Linked DNA regions of Homo sapiens: region 1 is linked to region 2. A link is a loop called in an ENCODE intact Hi-C map of the cell type or tissue named here. Cell type or tissue: ascending aorta. All regions are shown on one strand. Links, peaks and the distances in the headings refer to the core of each region. The heading gives the core; the rest is flanking DNA.

Region 1 (11,714 bases), core at 1,342-9,341, 59 kb before region 2:
CAGCTGGCTTTAGGTGGCCAAGTAGCAAGACTTGGAACTCTGTCTCTTGCCTGCTTGCCCGTCTCCCTTGCCAGTTAGTGATGATCTCCTAGTTTTGTTCAGCAGGGCAGAATTCCTTCATGCAGCAACTATTTAAACCACCTACTATGTGCTGATGCTAGAGGTATAGTGGGATGCAAGAGAGACCTGGTTTCTGTGCTTAGAATTTATATTCTAGTTGGGGAGACAGACTTTTAAAAAAAACTATTCCATCTTTCTGGGGAGAGTAGGGTTCTTAGACCTTCCACATAAGCATCTAAGAGTTTGTAGGAAAACAGACTGTCAAACCTGACCCCAGACCTACTGCTTCAGAATCTGCATTTTAACAATATCCCCTGGTGATTCATGTGCACCTTACAGTTTGAAATAAATAATAAGAATGAACTCTAAACTAGATCAGTGAGGATGGGTAAGGAGACGTATTGATGGAAGAGCAGATGTTATATATTCTGATTTTAGAGGCCTTAGACTGGATAAACAGACTGCAGTTTGTAACTTAAGCACCCGGAAAGTGCTGCTTCAACATGCTTTTTCAATCCCATGGCATACACAAAGCTGATTAGGAAACAGAAACAATATTATGTAACTCTTTTTTCCCCTGTATGCTATTGGCTTAGTGAATGTGGGCATTTAGACTGGGCATATATTTGGTTATACTGGAGTTGTAACTGGAATTCCGTATTTGAGCCTGGAACTGGTCCTTATTCTGCTGAGCATATTATAAGATAGAGTCTTTTTGAGGTGTGATGAGCAAGGCTAAATATAGAAGAGAATTTAACAATGTTTTAAAAACTAGAAATTTTTATGCTACTCTGATAAATGTCAATGTCACCTTAAGCATGAAGATAGGCTATTAAAACATTTCACAACTTCTTTTTATCATCTATTATTTTTCTGAAAATACTGTACTGTAATTTGTTCCCAAAACATTGATTATCACATGCAGAGCCAATATTAAAACACAATTAAATTTAAATTTAAAACAAATGAAAACAGGAAGGGAACAAAACTTTGAGTTTAATAAAGGGAGAAAAATTCATCTTGAGAATTGGGTTTAGGCAAAAATGTTTGGGAAGTTTTAGAAATCCTTATTAAGGTATAGGTCAGGATAATATGGTGATCACATGTCCATTTCCCCTTCAGAAGTGACTAGAGATGAGAAGCCAAGTGCCAGGGGACTTAATGTGTTCCATGGATATGTTTTGTCCTCCCCACACAGTAATTTTTTATGTGCTATATTTTTAAATTGGCAGATTGCCCATTACAAATTATAGATTTCTTATTTCTTTGGAAAAATGAAGTCTGAAGCACCAAGTACATTATTACTTGGCAACAACCAACTGCAGTTGGGTAGCAGCCTTCTCCTTTAAACCCGCACCCACCTGGCTTCTTAATTTATGTTCATAGCCTGTCTTCTGCAGTCATTATGTATTTGACTGTTCTACAATCTCCGCTTCTCGCTAAGGGAGGACACAATCTTTCTACCAATTAGAAATATCTAGCTAGGGCTTACAAATTTCATAATTGATTTTAGTCCTGTCTGCTGAACTACATTTTTAAAAGATAGAGGACAAGATACACAATATATTATAGACTTCAGCCACATTTTCTTCTTTGCATCTCCACTAATTCCTATTATTGATTTTCCTTTGAGCACATTGGTTTGTGCGCCTGAATTATAAGTAGTGACAGGTTGAACTTCCTCCACTCCTGTATGTGTCAGAGTTGCAATTAACAATCATGTAGGTCAGATAATAGTGATGACAATATAAAGGAAAAAATACTTCCTCCTAACTTAGTCTCGGAGGTTTTCTGTAGTGAATATGTTCCTTTACCTACAAAGAATATTTGCTTTCAAAATAATTTCTAATAAATGTCATATGTCAACTCACTTTCCATGTAACTATTTCTATTTCTAGAAATCTGTTTAAGGTCAAGAACTAACATTAGTTACTCTTCTTTTATAAGCCTCTGTCGATGGCGTTCATAAATTCTACAGGTCTTACTAACTTTCAGAATAAGTTAGCAATATTTTGAAATCCATTATAGATAATCTGAAAGATTAACATGCCTTACATCTGACCATAAATTTGATACTAATATAAAATTCTATTCAATCTTTCAGGCCCACAGTACATTTTTAACTTGTTTCAGAAAAAAATCTGGCCCAGGCCAGAGTATGTGAGTCACTTGAGATACCTTCCTTTACTGACAGCTTTTAAGTTATATACCCTACAATCTCTAGTACAAACATGCCCTTCCTAATTATTTTCCCCTTGCCCCTCACATGAACCTCCTTTTCCCTTCCAAGATATATCTCATATTACCTCTTTGTGATGTTCAGACATTCCCTAGCATTTGTATTCTCACCCCTTTCCAGTCTATTCAAATCCTACCCAAGTTTCATGGACCTTCTGAAATGCACGTCCTCCATAAAATTATTCCTGCTCACTCTACCTCTCTGATTCAATCATCTGGCAAATATCATGTGCTAGATTGAAATATTATTTATCTTATCAAGTCAATATGTTTTAATACCTTTAGCAATATGCTTACAAAAATGTCCTATATTCCATGTGTTTTTTAATCCAATAAATTACTTTTCATAAGAAAAACTCATAAATATTCATCAGTGGCTAACCTAGTTCTGAGATCTAATAGCTTAAATCAAAGATCCAGTATCATCAAATTTTCTCTCTCTCGAGTATCTTTCCCATCAACAGACAAGCATGTTTCTAGTCCCAGTATGTTTTTTAAAATTTTCTCTTGACCTTATTTCTCCCTCCAGCTATAGCCCATCTCTCTGTTCCTCTTTGTAGCTGAACTGATGCTCTTATTCAGATTTAAGTGTCCAGCCCATATGATATTTAATACTCATATAAAAATTAACATGTCCAAAATCAATACTGATTTCCACTCCTGACCCCAAACTTGCTATTCCATTTCCACATATCATTTAATAGTAATTTCACCTCTCTCATTGTTAAAGCTAGATATTAATATATTGGGATATTGGGATCATTTTAACTTGTCTTTCTCTTACGCAAAATAGCTAATCCAGTGGGAAATCCTATTGTCTCCAACTTCAGAATTTATCTGGAATCCAAATATGTCTCATCTCTGACACTGCTATTTGACTATTTAATTCCACTTGAATAATTTCAATAGCTTCTGTCTGGTCTGCCAGCTTCCACTCTTGCTCAACTTTTGTGTATCTACTCTCTACACAGTAAGTAACCAGTGTGATGCTATCAGATCATGTCAGTTCCTCTGCCTCAAACTCATCCAATGGCTTCCCATGTCAATAAAAGGAAAAACCAAAGATTTTGCAAATCCTACAAAGTTCCATGTGATCTTAAACCCACCCACTTTTACTTCTAGTGCTCTCTTCTTTGCTCACATCCTTCCAGCCACATTGACCAATGTATTCTTCTTCAAACATACCATCTATGCTTATGCCTCAGGGCCTTTGCACATGCCATTCCCTCTGCCTGGAATACTTTTCCTTCCTATAAGCATATAACCCCCTTTAGGCCTTTGCTCATCAGTAGTTAGCATCAGCATCACCTTTTCAGTGAGAATTTATGTGAACAGTCTCTTTAAAATGTTAACCCCTACCCACCTTAGCATTCCCTATTATCCTCATTGCTTTATTTGTCTTCAAGTCCACTTATCTACATCTGATATAGTATTTGTTTTACTTATTTTGTCTTCCCAACTGGAATGTAAATTAGGGATTTATCTCTAATCCTCAGAATAGTGGCTCACATGTAATAGGTATTCAGTAAATATTTTCTGAATGTAAGAATAGTTAAATGAATGAATGAATAACAACAGATTACCTATAACAAAACTAGATTCTAGGTGAAATTGAATTATAATGCATTTCCCCTGATAAATTCTGGGGGTAACTCCCATGCTATCTTTGTGTGATACAAATCATGCTTCTTTTTTTTTTTTTGGACTTAAATACCACTTACGCACTGTTCAGTTACTATAATTTTGTCTTCATTCTTCACTGTTTCTGTGAACTTTATACTCACCTCTCTGTTGGACAAGGCACAATAATGTTGCTCCAGCACTGTAAGTTCAAAATGCCCAAATCTTACTATACCTCCTCAAACCCTCTCACTCTGCTTTGCTAAGCATGTCAATAAATGGCTACACTTCTCACCCAAGCCAGATATGTGGCAATTGTCTTAGAGTTTTCATCATCTGGTCTAAGTGCATCTAAGCACTCCAAACATAAAAATTGAAGGCATATCCACTCTTTTCCTTATCTTTACAAGCAAAGGTGGAAAGATAATTTTTGTGAGAAGTATTTGTGTGGGTTTTTTTTTCCGTTTTTCTCTTTTACATTAAATAGGAGAATAAACATGTAAGTATTTTCTTGCCACAGGAACTTTTTCAGGGTAGAAAGAAGAAGCTATGTAGAAACCCAGGGACAGAAGGCAAAAAGAAGCAAAAAAGAGAGAGATGAACAACTAAGACATGAGAACAGATAGTTGTATAAAGTACATGGTGTTTCCAGAGGCGCTATCCTATGTATAGTGGTGGTCAGACTCTCCAAAGAGCCACGCACTTCATATAAGACCTGAGAGCTGGAAAGTCTCCAGACTTCAGGCTATTTGCAGACTAGAACAAAGACACATATTGAAGCCAGAAAGACCAATGACCAGTGGCCTCCCTTATTGCTGCACAAGACATTGAATGGTTGCAAACACAAGGAGCACTGAACCCCAATAATGACTAAAACTGACTGTTTCACCAGCCCAGAAGAATGGGAGCTCTGTCAGCTTTAAGTTTATTTAAATAAAATAAATATCCATGGAATTTCAGCATTTGTAGGCTAAAATTTATATATTTTGCTCAATAAGCAGTCTCTCTCTCACTCATTTTTGAAAAACAAAGCCACTAGAGTGACTAGAATTTCAGAAAAAAACATTATTTCAGAACAAATATAGAATTATTTTTTAAAAAGCCTTGAAGTTCCAAGGACTGCAATTTTTCATCATACCTTTTAAACTTGGGAAAGTATGGTCTTTCCTTTCGTCTCTCATTTCTCCTCTTTCAAATAACATTTGATAAATAGAACTGTCCACTAACAAAACAGAATTCTGCACACAATAGCATCAACTCATTTAAGGTCACAGTCTCTCCAATAACTTAAAATCTTAGATAAGCAATGAAGTAGACAGAATAGGAGCTGGCAGTAGTTGCAGAGATGAGGACAAGGGGAGAAAATTATAAGCCTGAGCACATGAGTCATTTTAATGCATCCATTTTGACAAAGGAGCATTTTTGATGTAGCCTAAATCAGAAAATTATAATTGCTTTTATGACCCAGAATTGTGACAAGCATATCTTCCCCACCCTTCTCAGAGCCATATCCTTTGCTGCCTCTTACTTTCATAGATAAAGTGAAATGTAGGGATTGACTATGGAGAACATACAAGGTAGGGGTTAGGTTCTAACAGCTACATAAACTATATCTCACTAAGATTTCTGTGGTTATCGGACTTATCTCTAAGGGACCATTGGTCATTCTGAGAAAAGTATGTATTGCCCAAGAAGTCTTTTTTAAATTGAATATTTACCTTTCAAATTATCTAATTTCTCTCTCAAAATTGAACTGTTTTATTTACTCCAATGAATAAATAAAATTGCATGCTTATTAATGGTATTTGGATTTTTTTAACTGTGAAATTCTGAAGGACAGAAACATCTCCCTTTTGTAGGCTTTGTAGGCTTCCTGATTATGCACCATTAGAAACAAATATAGGACATTGGATGTGAAAGGGTTGTATAAAAGCTATTTGTGTCTTTTGAAGTGGGCTGGTCAGTTATTTTTCAGATTATTGCTTAATTTGTGTTAGTCTGGTGTCTTCCTATGTTTAGATTTACATTATGCATTTTTGGCAAGAACACTACGGAAATAATGTGCCTTTCTTAATGCTCTTTTGTTTTGAGATCCAGACTGCATAGAAGATTTCCCAAAAATATCCTTTCATTTCAGTGACTAAAAGACTTTCCTTGGTTTTATTGCTTAACTAGTCTATGCTTCATTTTCTTCCTCTATACAGTTTGGATACCAATGGTACCTTCATCACAAAGTTGTTGTGATGATTAAACAAAGTCATACTAATAAAATATGTAGTACAGCACTTGGCACTTAGTAAACTCTAAATAAATAGTAGCCATTATGAATATTCATTAATTAAAAACAAATATTTAACATGAAATAAGAACTTTCTGTGTTTACATTATTTTGCTTATTTAAGCTAGTGAACAACCCCATCAAATAGAAAAGTCATCATTAGAGTACTATCATAGTAATGCAGGCCAGATTACCAATAAATAGTAAAATTAGTGGGTGAAAGATTAAGAAGAAGTAGGATATTTGCATAGTCTCAATGTGTCTCCCTCGAAATATTTATTATAAATGGGAAAATAGTTCCATGAATGTGAGTTCCATGAAGGCAACTTTAAAGTAGGGCACCTCAATAGACATGACTTTAAAAAGCAAATTCAAAAGGCCTGAGTCAGCAGGCTGCCTTCTTGATACAGAGGAATATGGAGGCCATTGTGGCTAAGGGCAGACAAAGCAAGTGGTTAACTAAATGTTCAAGGCTAACATCACATGACATATTAACATCATGTACTACTGCCTTATTTGCTGCCTAATATAATACAATGAGAAGGGTACATTATTTTTGCACTCTATCCATAAGGAGTATCCTCACTCTAACCATGGGAAATCATCATATATACCCAAATTGACAGACATTCTGCAAAATATCTGACCAATGCTTTTCCAAAGTGGCATGATCAGAAAAGACAATGAAATACTGAAGAATATTGCAGATTGAAATAGACTAAGGAAACATGGAAACTATATCCAATGTGGGATCCTGGGTGGATGTTGGACCAGTAAATGGATATTAGTGGAAAAAATCGTGAAATTTGAATAAGATCTGTAGTTTAGTAAATAGTAATATACCAATGTTCACTTCTTAATTTCAATAAACACAATGGTTATGTAATATTTTAACAATAGAGGATGCTCAGTAAAGAGTATACAAGGTCTTTCTCTACTACTACTGCAATTTTATCTGTAGGTCTAAAATTATTTCAAAATTTGAGAAGTTTAAAAAAAATCCAGTAGATACCACTATTTTCAGATGAGGAAATGAAGTAGAATGTGTTAAGGTCACAGCTAGTAAGAGTAGGAGATGAAATTCTAAACCAGTCAGTTGGGATACAGAGCCTGCACGTTTAAAACTTCATAGAACTTCTCATTAAAATAAGTATACATTATTACACAATGATAATTTAGGAGGTGGTAAAACCCACCTAGGTGTTAACTCAATTGTAAAAAAATGTTTATTTTTATAATTCATTTTTTTCTCATTATATTGGTAATGAATACTAATATAAGAAGTCTTGGCTAAAAGACTCCTTCCTGTATCAAATTACAACCTCCACATTCACTTTTAGCACCTCCACTCTTTTTCCCTCCTTTTTTTCCTCTCCCCAATTTTCTCTCTCTCTCCCCACAACCGCCTCCTCACACACACACTTAAAAAAAAAATCTCTTCATCTCTATGCCTTAGAATGTGAGTTCCATGAAGGCAGGTATTTTTATCTGTTTTATCCCAAGTTCCTAGAGATAGTAAGTGATCAATTTCCTGAATTAATAAATGAATTAATGAAGAGTCTCTACCCTCATGGAAATGCAAGTGTTCCAATTTTAAATGGAAGGGAAGGCTGCACTAAGAGGGCATTTAGGCAAAGATTTGAAGGACGTGTGTGGGCAAGCCATGCATATAATTGGAGACAGATAATTCAGGCCAAAGAAAGCAAACTCGAAAGGCCTGAGTTGGCAGGCTGCCTTATTGATACAGAGGAACATGGAGGCCAGTGTGGTTAGGAGAGACAAAGCAAGTGGTGGAAGCCATGAGAGATGACGTGAGAAAGACAACGAGGAGCTGCAGACACACAGAAGCTAGTAAATTGTAAAGACTTTCCCCTAGGTGAGATGGAAATCTACTGGAGAGTTTTAAGCAAGTAAGTGTTATGGTTTGACTTAAATGTGTACAAGATCACTCTGGCTATTGTGCATAGATTCTAGTGAGCAAAAAGGGAGGTAGGAAGACCAGTTAGAATCTACTCCAGAAACTTAGGCGAAATACTGTACTGGCATGGACAAGTCTGGTAGTGGCTGAATTCTAACCGTGCTATTCACAGGATAACATTACTTTCCCTATCTTCAAAGCAGTTATAGTCTCATCTCCAGAAACTTTTCCCAAAGAAACATCTTATGTTATCCTGTTCAGCAATTACAACTCTCTAATAGGCCTTGTGTGTCTACCATTGTGGTAGCTGCACTGTGAACAGTATAAAATGATTACAATTGAAGGGGTTAATATTTTTTTTTAGTATGAAATAACTTTTTCAACAAAATCCTCTATCCACTCCCCCTCCCTATACCCATAAGAGTGTTCTACTTTTATTATCCTTGGATGTGGCCCTATTATGATAACCCATATCCCACAAACAATGACATTTGGATTCACACATTCTTTACAGATGTGTAAACAGGAGTATGCAGTCCCATTGAGGATAAGGGGTTCGGACACAGAGCCAGAATTTATAAAAGAATGTTCAACAGTTTCTTCCAAGTTTTTCATAGAAATGGGCCTCTCAGGGGTGGAAGTAGCATAAAGTATTTGGTGAAAGTTCTTCCCTAGTGGAGCTTACATTGTTTAGAATAAGAATTGTTAACCACATGTAAATACACAACTAACAGGAAACTTATAGACCTTGTCAAATGCCAGGAAGTAAACAAATGGGAAAATGAGATGGAGTGACAAGAGGAAACAACATCTGATGGAATAGCATGGCAAGGTGTCTTCAAAGAGGTGACATTTAAGCTGAGACCCAAAAGTTGAATATGTGAAGACCTGGGGAAAAAGTATTCAATGGAAAAAAAGTATCTAAGTCTAAAAATCATTAAATAGCAAAGAACTTAGTTAGTTTAAGGAATAGAAAAAAAAGGCAAATTTCTATAGTTGGAAAGGAAGCCATGAGGGAAAGTATCTGAGATGAAGTAGAGAGAAGTAGGTGGAAACCAGATCATGTCAGGCATTTAGGCCAGGACAAAGGATTTGGATTTTATTCCAAGAGCAATGGGAAGCCATTGGAAGCTAATGATGACAAGAGTAACATAGTCTGACTCACAATTTTTAAGTTAAGGATTTTTTTAATTGACACATTGTAATTATACATTTAGATATACATTTATATGGGGTACATGCTGATGTTCCAATACATATGTATGTTGTATAATAATCAAGTCAGGGTATTTAGCACATCCATCACATCATGCATTTATCATTTCTTTCTGTGGTGAGAACATTGAAAAGCCTCTTTTCTAGCTATTTTGTAATATACAGTACCTTACCATGAACCATCATCGCCCTATTTTGCAACAACACCAGAATTATTCCTTCTATCTAATTGTAACCTTGTACCCTTTGACCAATCTCTCTCTATCCTCCCCTTCCTTCTCTTTCCCAATCTCTAGTAATCATTGTTCTACTGTCTACTTTGATGATATCAACTCTCTTTATGATTATTATTATTTAGTTTTTATATATGAGTGAGATTATGTCATATTTGTCTTTTTGTGTCTGGCTTATTTCATTTAAGATGATGTCCTCTAGGTCCATCCATTTTGTTGCAAATGAGAGGATTTCATTCTTTCATAGGGATGAATAGTGTTCCATTGTGTATAATTAGCACATTTTCTTTATCCATTTATCCACTGTTGGATGCTTGAGTTGATTCCACATTTGCTTATTGTAAATAGTGCTGTAATAGACATCAGAGTGCAGATAGCTCTTTGATATACTGATTTTATTTCCTTTGGGTATATACCCAGTATTCCTGGATCATATGTTAGTTCTGTTTTTAGTTTTTTTTGAAAGACCTTCATACTGTTTTTATAGTGATCTTACTAATTTATAATCTAACCAACAGTATGTTAGTGTCCCTTTTTCTCCACATCATTTCCCATGCTAGTTTTCTTTTGTTTTTTTGAAAATAGCCATTCTAGCTAAAATAAGGTGGTATCCCATAAATTCGATTTGCATTTCCCTAATAAATAGTGATGTTGAGAACTTTATAATGTACCTATTGGTCATTTGTATGTCTCCTTTTGAGAAATATGTATGAAGGTCTTTTGTCTATTTTAAAAATTGGGTTATTTGGTTTTTTGGCTGTTGAATTAAGTTCCTCATATATTCAAAATATTAACCCATTCTTAGATGGATCATTTGCAAATATTGGTTTGCATCCTGTAGGTTGTCATGTAAACATTTTTAGTTGTTTCCTTTGTTGCGAAGAAGCTTTTTAGTTTGGTGTAATCCCATTTGTCTGTCTTTTGCTTGTATTGTTTTTGCTTTTGAGGTCTTATTTTTAAAATTCTTGCCCACCCCAGTGTGGTAAACCATTTATCTTGTTTTTCTTTTTCTAGTAGTTTTATATTTTCAGATTTTAAATTTAAGTCTCTAATATATTTTGAGTTTATCTATCTATATAGTAAGAGGTAGAAATCCAGTCTCATTCTTCTGCATGGGGATATTCAATTTTCCCAGCACCATTTATTGATGAGACTGTCTTTCCTTAATTGTGTGTTCTTGACACCTTTTTTTTTGAAATTTAGTATGCTGTAGTTGTGTTAATTTATTTCTGAGCTCTGTATTCTGTTCCACTGGTCTATTTTTTTATGGCAGTACCATGCTGCTTTGGTTAGTATAACTTTGTAGTATATTTTGAAGGCAGGTATTGTGAGGCCTCTAGCTTTGTTCTTTTTGATCAGGAGTACTTTGGCTATTTGGGATCTTTTGTAGTTCCATATGAATTTTATAATTGTTTTTCCTATTTCTGTGAAGAATGTCATTGGTATTTTGACAGAGAGTACATTATTAATTTTTACAGTCCATGAACACAGGATATCTTTCCATTTATGTTTATCTTCTTCAATTTCCTTTATCAATGTTTTATAGTTTTCAGTGTAGAGATATTTCACCTCCTTCAGTAAGTTTATTCCTGTCTTATATTTTTGGTAGCTATTAAAAACAGAATTGCTTTCTAGATTTCTTTTCAAATAATGTTATCTGCAAACAGGGACAATTTGACTTCCTCCTTTTAAATTTGGATGTAATTTATATTTCCTCTTGCCTATTTGCTCTGACCAGGGCTTTACAATACTATTTGGAATAGGAGTGGTGAAAGTGAACATACTTGTTTTGTTCCAGATCATAGTGGAAAAACTTTCAGCTTTTCCCTGTTCGGTATGATGTTAGCTGTGGGTTGTCATATATGGCCTTTACTGTGATGAGATACATAAACTTCCATACTAATCCATTGTCACATTGCTATAAGGAAATACCTGAGACTGAATAAGAAAAGAGGTTTAACTGATGCACAGTTCTTCAGGATGTACAGAAAGAATGACTGGGTAGGCCTCTGGAAACTTACAATCATGGCAGAAGGCAAAGTGGAAGTAGGCACATCCAACATGGCTGAAGAAGGAGGAAGAGAGCAAAAGTGGAGGGGCTGTACACATTTTAACAACCTGGTCTCATAAGAACTCACTCGCTATCATGAGA
Region 2 (11,714 bases), core at 2,160-10,159:
TTCTTGAGAAAGTGAAATGTTTTCCTTACTAAGTGGTATTATTACAATACCACTTATTAATAGTTTATGGTAAAAGGTAAAATTTGATCCATAATTCATATCATAGGCCAGGATAGATAGATTAGAGAATTAACTATAAATAATGAAACCATAAAAATATGAAAATATGAATGACTTGCCCAACTATGACATAACACTCAAAAGCATAAAATTAAAAAAAGAAAAAATCATGGCAAAGACATCATATGCAAAGTACAAAGAAAAATGAAAATCTGTATTAAAAATGTTGATATTTATATAAACAAAGGTTTAATAACCCTAATGTACAGAGAGCTTCTGAAAATAAAAAAGGCAAATGTACAAACTTATAGCAGAAAAATCACAAAAACAAAATGCTGACAGAAAAAAATATTCAAATGCCATATGAAACGATGTTGGGTTTCCATCTTTTCTGATGAAAGCTCTATCATCCTTCATAGTGTTGTTCCTCTGTATTTAGGGTCTTTTTTTCCTTGTGGTTGCTCTCAAGATTCTCTCTTTTTCTTTCCTTTTTAGCAGTTAAACTATATGTAAGTAAGAATAGTTCTTCTTACTTACTATGTTTGTAACAGTTTGCTGAACTTCTCTGATCTATAAATCAGGATTTTTTTAGTTCAAACTTGGGAAGTTTTCACCTTTTACTTTTTAAATCATTTTTTTCTTTTTCTGCCCCAATCAATAGTTTTCTCTGCCAGTGACTTCAATTACCTGTATGTTAGAAACTTCTGATATTGTTTCACAGATCCCTGAAGCTCCATTTTTCTTTAATATTTTCAGATTGAATAGTTTCTAGTGCTTTGAGTTTACATTTACTAATTTTTTTATTCGCAATCATCTGTTAAGCTCATTCAGTGAAAATTCCATTTCATTTTATTACTTATTTCTAAAATTTTTAATTTATTTTATAGATTCCATTTCTCTTCTGAAATTTCCTACATTAAGGAATTAATAATTAATATATTTTAATTAATAATTTGAGCACATTTTTCTTTAAATATTTCAATATATTTGTAATAGCCACTTTGAAATATTTGGGTGCTAAGTTAAACATCTGTGCCATCTTGGATTTGGTTTTAACTGATTGTTATTCAGTCCCTTTATATATTTATTGATTCTTTATTGAAAACCTTGGATATTTGGATTATACAATGTAAAAACTCTGATTCAATATTAGCAGAAATTTTACTTAAAATGGATCACCTTGTACTTGCAAAGACTTGGTTTTATGACCTTGTGAAACTGAATTTGTGAAAAGGCCAAGGTCTTTCCCAAGTCCCTCTAACTTAGTGGAACTCAGCTTTCAAATTATGTCTGTCTTGTTAATCTTATTAAGCCTTTTTAAAGGCTTCATTTTGGTGGGTCTAAAGTAGGCACAGGCCTTTGGTTCTTATGGTTTCGAAACAAACCCATTGAAACCTAATGAGTCCAATCATGAGCACAATTCTCTCACAGTGCACGTGCTATTCTTTACCTTCTTTCCTTCTCTGGTTTAGCACTTTCTTGTCATTGCTTGCTTCCCATTATATTCTTTATTTTCTTCCTGCTCACTTAATTTTTTAAAGATCCTTTTAATATTTTACCTGGCATTTATGTATGTTCTGTACCAGAAATTTATTCCAAACATCTAGTCTGTTCTATTTTCAGAGAAGAAATTCTTATAATACAGTCTTTCTGTTTCTGAAAAATGGTGTTTCTTGCAATTGGGAAGAACCTTATGCAGATACAGAGCTTTAACAGAATAGTGGATATTCAGAAGAGAGAATTGGAATACATAAGTGAAACTGGAATTCAGTATTCTTGAGCTAAGTAAATTAGCAGATGGAAATAAAACAAAACAGAATCAACTGTATGAAAGTAGAGAAGGAGCTGGAGTCAGGCTCAAGTATACTCTGATAAGAATATGTACCCAAAAGAACCAGAAATGGTACGAAAACAGATCAAAAAGAGAAGGAGCCAAGACCCTGAGAATCATTGTGACCAATTTGTCTGCTAATTATTTGTAATACATATCTTATATTAAACTACAAAGCCAATCTGAAGTTTCCTTTATTTTACTCCCTTTTTGCAGTTTCTTGAATTATCCTTTCAGCAGTTACTCTCTTTTCAGACAGCTTATGTATATTTTCTATACATACCTATGATTTAGAAATAGCTGTAACTTTTTACTGATCTGAGGAAAGTTATTTAAACTCTTTGAACTTTGTTTTCCTTACCTATAAAATAGGAATAATAACTTTCTTAAAGGACAATTTAGGAGATTAATAAGAATTATTATCAATAAGAATAAATTAATAAGAAGCATGTAAAAATTACCACAGCCAATTATTTCTTTTGCAAATATTCTGCAAAAATAATAGATACCTCTATTATTATTTCCTTAGTAAAATTAAATTTAATTACATAGTATCTTCTTCTAAATAGCATATCCTGACTTGGAGAAAAACAGTAGACAAAATGGAACATTTAAAACAATTGTAACTCCTTAGCATTCCTTCCCGTTGCCTCTAGATTTGTGTTTAAAATTCTCTTTAATTTACAGTTTTAAGCTTAGATTATTTTTAGGTAACTGATTACCTACCATGGTTGAATCAAATGATTCTAGACCCAGGGAGATAGAAATCATGTAGTCCTGCACGTCTATTTTATAATGAAACTGATACAGAGAAAGAGGTTATGACTTGCTGAGTGGTTCCTACTTAAGGTGAAATACGCAAAACTAGGACCATTTCTCCTGACTCCTTTTTCAATGCGTTTTCCACTCCATAGGGCAGTTTCTACTTACTGAATCCTAGCATTCGTCCCGTGCAATGTGTTTCAATGTTAGAAGGTTCTATCTGTGATGGTAAGAGGTCCTAAAAATTACTGAGGGTTTTGAAGATTTTGGTGTAAATTGCTACCACTTCTATAAATATTCTCAGTGGGGTTTTTTTTGAGTGGTGAAAGAACAGCCAGCAAACTATCTTTGAGACCTGTTTAAATACTAAGAGGTGACAAGACAACAACAATGGCTTGTACACAAACTTTACCATTGTATTCTTTAACAGTAATAGCTTACGTTCTTAGACTATGAGGGGGAGTTAAACAGGGTTTGATCATTAAAGAAAACTCATAGGACCCAAAATGAAGTGCTTACAAATCTACAGTTTGCTGCATTATTGTTGAAGTAAGGATATGCGTGAAGTAAGAATATGCCTCTCAACAAGGGCACGGGTGCAAGCTTCAATTATTTCCCTTCTATAATGGTGTGCTGGATATATTCCTGGATCAGAAACCACTGGTGTGTGTACAGAGCATCTCAGAAACAGGGAGCCCATATGGAGTCTCACTTGGGATATCTGAAAAACTGGGATGTTTTTACTGATTATATAAAAACATTCCTGCTACATAACCCACCCCAAAACACAACCTCGCTATATAACCAACCCCCAAAAGACAACCTTGCTACAAAACCAATCCCAAAAGCACAACCTCAAAAGCACTTCACTGAGACTAGGTATAATTCACCAATCTCTCTGTTATCAATAAACAGTGCTAAGAAGCAGTATAAACCTCCCTGAAACTCTTTGGATCATGGTTGCTATCAATACTATTAATCGTATTTTCATATTTCTCATTTTAATTAAACAGATCAGGCTCATTCCTGACTTGTTGGAATTAACCTTCACAGCAACACCATCCACGTCTCTTATCTGTGCTCAAGGACTTGATATGACAAAACAATCACTCTAGTTTGACAGCAATTACTTGCCATATTGTGTAACTAGAATCCGTAAACAAAATCACATACCTATTCCAAACATTTGTAATAACCATCGAGGAGTTACATGGATTTAAACAGCAAATAGAATCAGAATCATATGATAATACCAGCACAAACTTTCTCACAGTTTTCTATTAACCTAAGTTTCTTGTTTCATCCTTGATCTATATATACCTGCACTTTAGGGTTTGCATCTGCTGAATGACTAATAATTATAATATATTTATCATTGATAAGGTTTAAATTTTTTTCAGACCACTTCCCTTTCGATGACATCCTGAAAGAGTTTTAATTCAATTTCTCAATACACTTGATCTTCAGTGTTAGTGTTCAAAGTATTACTAGGTTCCATAATATTAAATTTACATGGGATCTCTATTATTCTGTATAAGAGCATCATGGCATACTCTGAATATACGGTTGTAATGTAAACAAAATATTATTGCAATATAATTATTTTGTTTCTTCCATAAAATTTACCCCTTCCCATATATCATATATTATTTCTGATAGTAGGTTAAAGACCATGTGTTATGGGCTAAATTTTGTCCCCCCCAAATTAATATGTTGAAGCCCCAGTACCAAGAATGTGACTGTGTTTGGGGATAGGGCCTTCAAAGAGGTGATTAAGCTAAAATGAGGCTGTAGAGTGAGCAGTAATCCAATCTGACTGGCGTCCTCATAAGAAGAGGAAATGTGGATACACAAAGAGATACCAGGGATGCCTATGCACCAAGGAAAGACCATGTAAGGGACACAGGAAGAAGGCAGCCATGCTAACTAACATGCAAGCTCATTTCACTTGCTGGTTTGGGACATGTCATCTTAATGTTTGCTTTAATTGCAAGGTCCATTTTTGTCAGTGTTATATCATTCTAGTTGGTTTCCCATCTTCTGGAAGAAGATCATGAGCTATTTGACCCTCACAGATCTTCCCTAATTAAAAGCAAACTTCACCAGACAATTATTCCTATCCTTATTTCTAATTATTTAAAGCTCTTTTTTTTTCCACTGGCCAGTGCCATTTGATCCATTAAAACTGATGTTGCCATTAGGTACTAAACACTTCAGAATGTATAGGAAATAAATCTGGGAACAAAATTGTTGAATCTGCCAAGATAAGGTCACATTAGTAGTAGCCATGATTAACCACATTTTACGTTGTTGTCCACATCAAATCTCTGACATCTCATTTCCAGTTATTCAGGCTTACCAAGGTATACCTGGTTATTTTCCTTTGTCAGTGCTTCACAACTCATTGTTTCCTCCAGCTACTTTAGAGTTTCCACATACAATAAGGCAAATTGCTAGTTTCTCACATAATATTATGACAGATGGGACTTGCTACTGTCATTAAACCATAATCACAATTAATGGCCACATCATGTTCTTTTAGATTGTGAATTAACACACAGTGTTCTCCAGATTCAACTGGGAACACACATTTCCACACTTGCTTCAAAACACAGGTCCTTGATAATAGTTGTACTTTGGAAATGAGAGCTGAAAGAAATAACCACATTTGTATTGCTCCACATAGCCATAGACAGAGTAAGGGTATGGATCATTTCCAAAAACATGTTCATTAGGTTGACCATTGCTTAGCTAATTTCTTGGTTCTTTAAAAGAAGAAGAGGTTTTGACAAGGTACTTTACCCTAAGGCACTTTTCAACCTAAGTTGAGAAAGCTTATTATTCTCTTGCTCTAAGCCTTTATCTGGCTTATATGTTAGAATCCCTTGTATAAAACCCACTCATTGGCTCTCTTTCTTTCAGAAACAGTCACAACTTTCTTCTTTTGATAATTAATTTTAATCCAGCTTTCACTTCTGAAGTAGGTCCTTCTGGTTTGCCCTCTGGTGTATTTCATATTACTCGCATCAAGATGTACTGTGCCAGGGCTTTCACTTTATTCTCAATAGCAGGAAGTAAGAATAGATGAGTACAAAGAAATGGAACAGTCACTTCCAACTTGATGATATGTAGGTAAGAGATAAAACATTTCATAAATCTTTTTTGAATTCTTGCAGTTGTGTTCAACTTAATAGACATGAATTTTGTTTTGCAGTATTACCAGCTATTCGGATCTTTAGTGATAGTGTCAGCGCAAGGACTATTGGGCCTTTTTCATTGAAAAAGAAAACTAAGTTGAAGTACAAAGTATTTTTATGTCAGTTGCTGTGTCATTGTCCAGCCCTTCTTTCCTATTTCTACCACAAATATGTAATAATTTACCTAATGGAAACTCATGTTTAGTTTCATCAATTTATAATAAGTGGTAAACAGAATTCTGTTTGGAGACTAGCTCTTCAATTGTTTGGCAACCCCCATATTTTTAAGAAGGGGTTATATTTGTCCATTCCAATTTTCTATTAACCCATTACTTTGAGTGGCACCAAAAATATAAGTTTATTGAACATGATACTTCTTCATGCATAAGTGCTTCATGTGGGCAATGAAATTAACATATTGATCTGATGAAATCTAAGTAGAATGGCCAGACTATTTACAATATTCTTGTTCAACTTATTGGATAGTATTATCAACATTGATCTCAGTCACTGCTCATGCCAAACCAAATTCAGAGTATATTATTAAGAAACCTTGCCAATATTCATTTACATCCTTCAAAGAAGTAGAGAAAAAGCCAATGCAATCTACTTGACACCTGTTGCTAGACTTTTCTTGGAATTACTTCCTAGGGCGAGCTGCAAATTCTGTCTTTCTGATTAGCATACAGGGAAATTTTTATTAACAGTTTGTGCATTTTCAGGGGTTAGTGATATACATTGTCTGGCTCATCTCTTCATGGCCTGATTTCCCTCATGTGTACTCATTTCATGGAACTGGGTTGCCATTTTAAGACACAGATCTAGGACATGAACATTTTGATTCAATCACCATCAGATTTTGGTATAGGATTTCTTTGGTGAACAGTAACATATCCTTTTCAATTTGACCTCAAATTTTCCATAGGGATTTACATATAACAGTGTCCTACATGAGAGTCTCTTTTATCATGCAGGTAGCTATGGACCATTTTCCAGACTAAGTTGCAATTCTTTTTTTTTTTTTTTTTTGAGATGGAGTCTCGCTCTGTCGCCCAGCTGGAGGGCAGTGGCGCGATCTCGGCTCACTGCAAGCTCCGCCCACCTCCCGGGTTCATGCCATTCTCCTGCCTCAGCCTCCCGAGTAGCTGGGACTACAGGCGCCCGTCACCACGCCTGGCTAATTTTTTGTATTTTTAGTAGAGACAGGTTTCACCGTGTTAGCAGGGATGGTCTTGATCTCCTGACCTCGTGATCCACCCGCCTCAGCCTTCCAAAGTCCTGGTATTACAGGCGTGAGCCACTGCGCCCAGCCAGTTGCAATTCTTTTGACAACATGCCATAACTTAGCACTATACATAATTAAATAGTGTGTGTGTCTGTTTGTGGTGGTGGGGGGTGTGTATGCAGATTTTTATCATTGCTGGAAACAGAAATTGTAATTCAGGCCACTAGGCTAACCAACTATGAACTTTCTCGATAAGGAGTTTATTGTTTGCTAAAAAGAGAGCAGTGGTAGCTTTCCGTAATGAGCTTTGTCCCCTGATTCTGGAACTGCTATCTGAACTAAGCCAACTGCCTGGCAACCTTGGCCGATTGGTCTAAAGGAAGGGCCCATTTACCAGCAGCAGTAGGTAACTCCTTAGGAAAAATCTAAATTAGGTACTGTCATTAGAGCTAAATTGGCTACTTGTTCGTAAATATAATGATATCTGTTATGGATTGAACGTTTGTGTCCCTTCCAAATATGTATGTTGAATCCCTAATCCCCAATGTCTTAGTTTGTGCCACTCTAAAAACACCTGAGATTGAGTGATTTATAAATAACATAAATTCATTTTCTCATCGTTCTGTAGGCTGAGAAGTTCAACATTAAAGCACAGGCAGATTCAGTGTCTGCTGAAGGCTTCTCTCTACTTCCAAGACGGTACCTTCTTGATATTCCCTAACATGGTAGAAAGGAGCAAAAAGGGATGAACACTGTGCTCTCATATGGCAGAAGAGATAGGCTACTTTCTGAAGCCCATAATTTATAATTTTATAAGGGCATTAATCTTACCCATGAGGGCAGAGCTCTCATTGTCTAATCACCTCCGAAAGTCCCCATCTCTTAATGCCATCAGCTTGGTGTTTAAGTTCCAACATATGAATTTTGGAGGGACACATACATTCAAACCATACAACCCAATGCCATGGTATTTAAAGATGGCGCCTTGGGAGGTAATTGGGATTAAGTTAGGTCATAACAGTAGGGCCCTCGTGATGGGATTAGTGGCTAAGAAAAGGAAGAGATAGAGAATGCTCTCTCTCTCTCTCTCTGCATTATGTCAGGACACAGTGAGAAAGCAATTGTCTACAAGACAAGAAAAGGGTTCTCACCAGAACTTGACCATGCTGACACCATGATCTTGGCCTTTCAGAGTCCTTGAGTGTACAAAAATAAATTTTAGTTGTTTATGGAACTCTATAATATTTTGTTATGGCAGCCTGAGGTAGCCGGTGCAACTTTCTATGATGCATCCCAACCATTGTTTCCTGCTCCTGTGTATATCTTCATATTATGATAAAACTTCTTTGATTGCCTTGTTGGAGTGCTTTTCTGGCATCATTCATGATATGGTGGGTATTTCAGGTCTTAATGTAATATCACATACTTCAGTTACTGGGGCTGTCTCAGTGCACAATAACTACTTCTAGAATGTTCTGTTACTTCAGCCTCAACATGCCCAGTTTGAACTCTTGTTCTTTTTCTTTCCTTCTTTCAAATGGGATGTATTTGAATGCTGTATACAATAATTTTCCAGTCCAGAAGCCCAGAGATTGCTGTTGAGCAGTGATTATTAGCTTTTGCCAGATATTCTAAATAGCATGAATCTGTGGCTGACACTTTAAATATAATTCTAGCATTATGATCATATAGCCTTAATAGAATGGCTTGAACTGCAGCTTCTTGTGGTTTAAGAAAGGTCTGGCTGTTGGGTGCCCAATCAAATTATACATACATGTGTTTTTCTTTTGAGGAAACTTTCTAGATGGGGGCTAGCAGAATGCTTAATAAGATACATGATTTCACCAAAAGCCAAATAGATTAACTAAGCATTGAGCCTTCCTTTTAGTCTGAGGGGTGAGGAGCAATAACAATTTAGGCCAAGGCTATATGGTATGTCATATATTGCTCCAGCCTATGTAATTACGCAAAACTCCATAGGCTGTGCAGTGTCTTGAGTTTTAGTAGGATTAAAGAATGATCCCCAGTCAGCCACATGATTTATGACTTTAGTATGGTCGTTGTTAGTTTGATCCTCAGTTTCAGAAATAATTATATTATCATCAACATATTATAGTAGAACAAAGTCAATTTGCATTGCATCTAAGCCCTGCCTTACCAGATTGTCATACTTTATAGGAAAGTTCAAATGCTCTTGAGGTTGTTAGTACAATAAATGCATATTGATAACTGTTTAACATGATTGAAAATGTTGTTGGCTCTCTTTGCTGACATATTAAGAATAACCCATCTGCCAAATTCAACTACAGAATACTAGTTACCTTTACCTTGTGTTAGTGAAATAGCACCATATCAAGGACTACTAAAGCTACTGAGAACACTGTTCTTTTAATCTTCCATAGTCAAGTGTCATTCTCCATCATACACCAACCTGCTTCACTGGCTGTGCTGGTCTATTGTATAGCAAGTTTGTAGGCATTGACACACTTGAATTCCACACTGCCTTAATTATTCTGGCAATTTATTGTTGCCTTCCACATATTCTGAGTTGCTTCAAATATATCACTCATATTGCTTAGGAACTGTAAAGGCACTCATGTTGCATTTCCAACTAATGCTGGATAGAGGGAAAATCTACAAGTTATTTTTTTATTCTCACACTATATCTATACCTTTTCATTATTATATCCAATTATTTATTGACATAAAAGAGATGCTACCACAGTATACTTTTTAAATCATAATTTCAACCTTTATTCAGATTTTCTTTTTTTTTGCTCTTTACAGAGTAGTAGACCAAAAAGAATTTCTTCTCTATCCACAGGCATTTCACCCAAGCTTTGTAAAAGGCCTCAAGTGTCCCAACAGGGACTGAGTCAAGAGACTGACTTTCATGTCAATCATGTCAATCTTCTTCCTATATCACCACATTAATATTTAAACATAGTATTTTCACATCTAATGCTAGAGGTTCAGCTGAACCTTTCCTTTGAACTTCTTCTGAGCTCAAATAAATCAATCATCTAGGTACCCTGGAATCTTCACATCCTGGAAAGTTTATAGAGAGGCAGTTGGGGGCACCTTCAGCTTCTATAAAATTCTATCAAGGCTTTGCTGGGTACTCCATCAATTTCTTTTTTTTTCATGCCATTTGAATGAGCCATTTCCAAACTTCTACACTTATTGCCTGAATTGTTGTCCCCATTCTTATTTTTTTTTCTGTTTATAAAGCCCTAACATTCAGGTATGTATTGGTGCATTTTCACACTACTGATAAAGACATACCCGAGATTGGGCAATTTACAAAACAAAGAGGTTTATTGGACTTACAATTCCATGTGGCTAGGGAGGGCTCACAATCATGCAGAAGGTGAAAGGCATGTCTCACATGGCAGCAGAAAAGAGTAGAGAACTTGTGCAGGGAAACTCCTTCTTAAAACCATCAGATCTCATGAGGCTTATGGTCCTACCATAAAGACCTGCCCCATGATTCAGTTACTTCCCACCGGACCCCTCACACAACAGGTGGAAATTCAAGATGAGATTTGGGTGGGGACATAGCCAAACCATATCGAGGTTTTATGTGAGATAGCTGGGATAAAAGTTCTGAAACTACCTCTTTATATACTCCTGAGGATCCAACAACAAAGTCATACAGACTGCCCATGCTGGCAGGTTTTCTTTTAATACAGTAGCAGTTACTACATAGGTAAGTGGAATATCATCAGTGAGGTTGCTTTTGTTGTCATACAGACACTCCAATATTGCTTGTATCCAAATCATCACCATAAAGAGAGCAGCCACTTGAGTATGCATGTGAGCTCAAACATTCTTCTCTAATCTGAGTTGTTCAATGCCATAGACAAAGCTCTTTGATCTAAAGTTTTCAAGAGTCATTTTAACAAGGGCTCATCAGAGAATTTCTTCTAATGATCTGCAGTTACTTGATTTCTTCAGTATACTACTTTTTACTTTCATGACTTTTTTCCTTTTATTATCAACTTGCCCAATTTTAACTACTATTTTAATTGTAACTGGTCTCATAGGTGTAGCCAATTTATCAAATGTTGTAGTTGCCCAAGTTTCTATGGTTGGAGCTCCTCTTGCCTGAGGTCAAAGCTCAACTGAAAGATTTTCTTTGGCTAGTCCTGAAAGCAGTACCTAATGAACTAAATTTTTAGCTAATCTGCTATCAGCTTGAAGTTCCTCTTAATCCATTTTCATAGCTCCTGATGTTCAGATTCTACCATTTTTACATTCCATGGAAAGTATTATTATCAATACTGATTCCAAACTTGTATTAGGCAACTACGCAACATCAATGGTTCATTTTAACACATTTAAAGAATCATTTTTTATTTCTGAATAATAGTTTAATCATATTATTGGTTAACAGTGAGTAAATGATCTTTTAATAAATCCCACTTTGACACCATCTTTACTAACTGGACAGTATTCAATTGCTAAATAAGACTCACAATACTCAACATGCAATACTTACAAAATTATAATTTACTACTGGAAATGTATATCATTCAGCAGCAGCATTAAAGCAAGGATATGATTGATAACCAATGGCTGCCTCACAGCAATTAATCTAGAAAGGCCAAGTTCCAATCCACAGGTGCAAGTTCCACCT

Evidence for each region. Peaks named below come from ENCODE experiments on the same cell type or tissue, not always from the same donor. Only the 100,000 strongest peaks of a DNase experiment are listed, where the experiment ranks them.
Region 1: it touches region 2 in a loop (4-fold over the local background); 2 of 110 quality-filtered maps call a loop at or near these places.

The regions. Positions count from the first base shown.
Region 1 is chr7:83,170,352-83,182,065 of GRCh38, forward strand. It overlaps LOC105375377 (a long non-coding RNA gene), which reads right to left and starts at 5,109. Exons shown (of 3, transcript XR_927715.2): 1 at 5,057-5,109. In ascending aorta, for the core only: no CTCF peak of the experiment used is centred there; no DNase peak of the experiment used is centred there.
Region 2 is chr7:83,228,400-83,240,113 of GRCh38, forward strand. No RefSeq gene overlaps it. Among named protein-coding and RNA genes, the nearest start is that of PCLO, 71 kb to the left of the region's middle. In ascending aorta, for the core only: no CTCF peak of the experiment used is centred there; no DNase peak of the experiment used is centred there.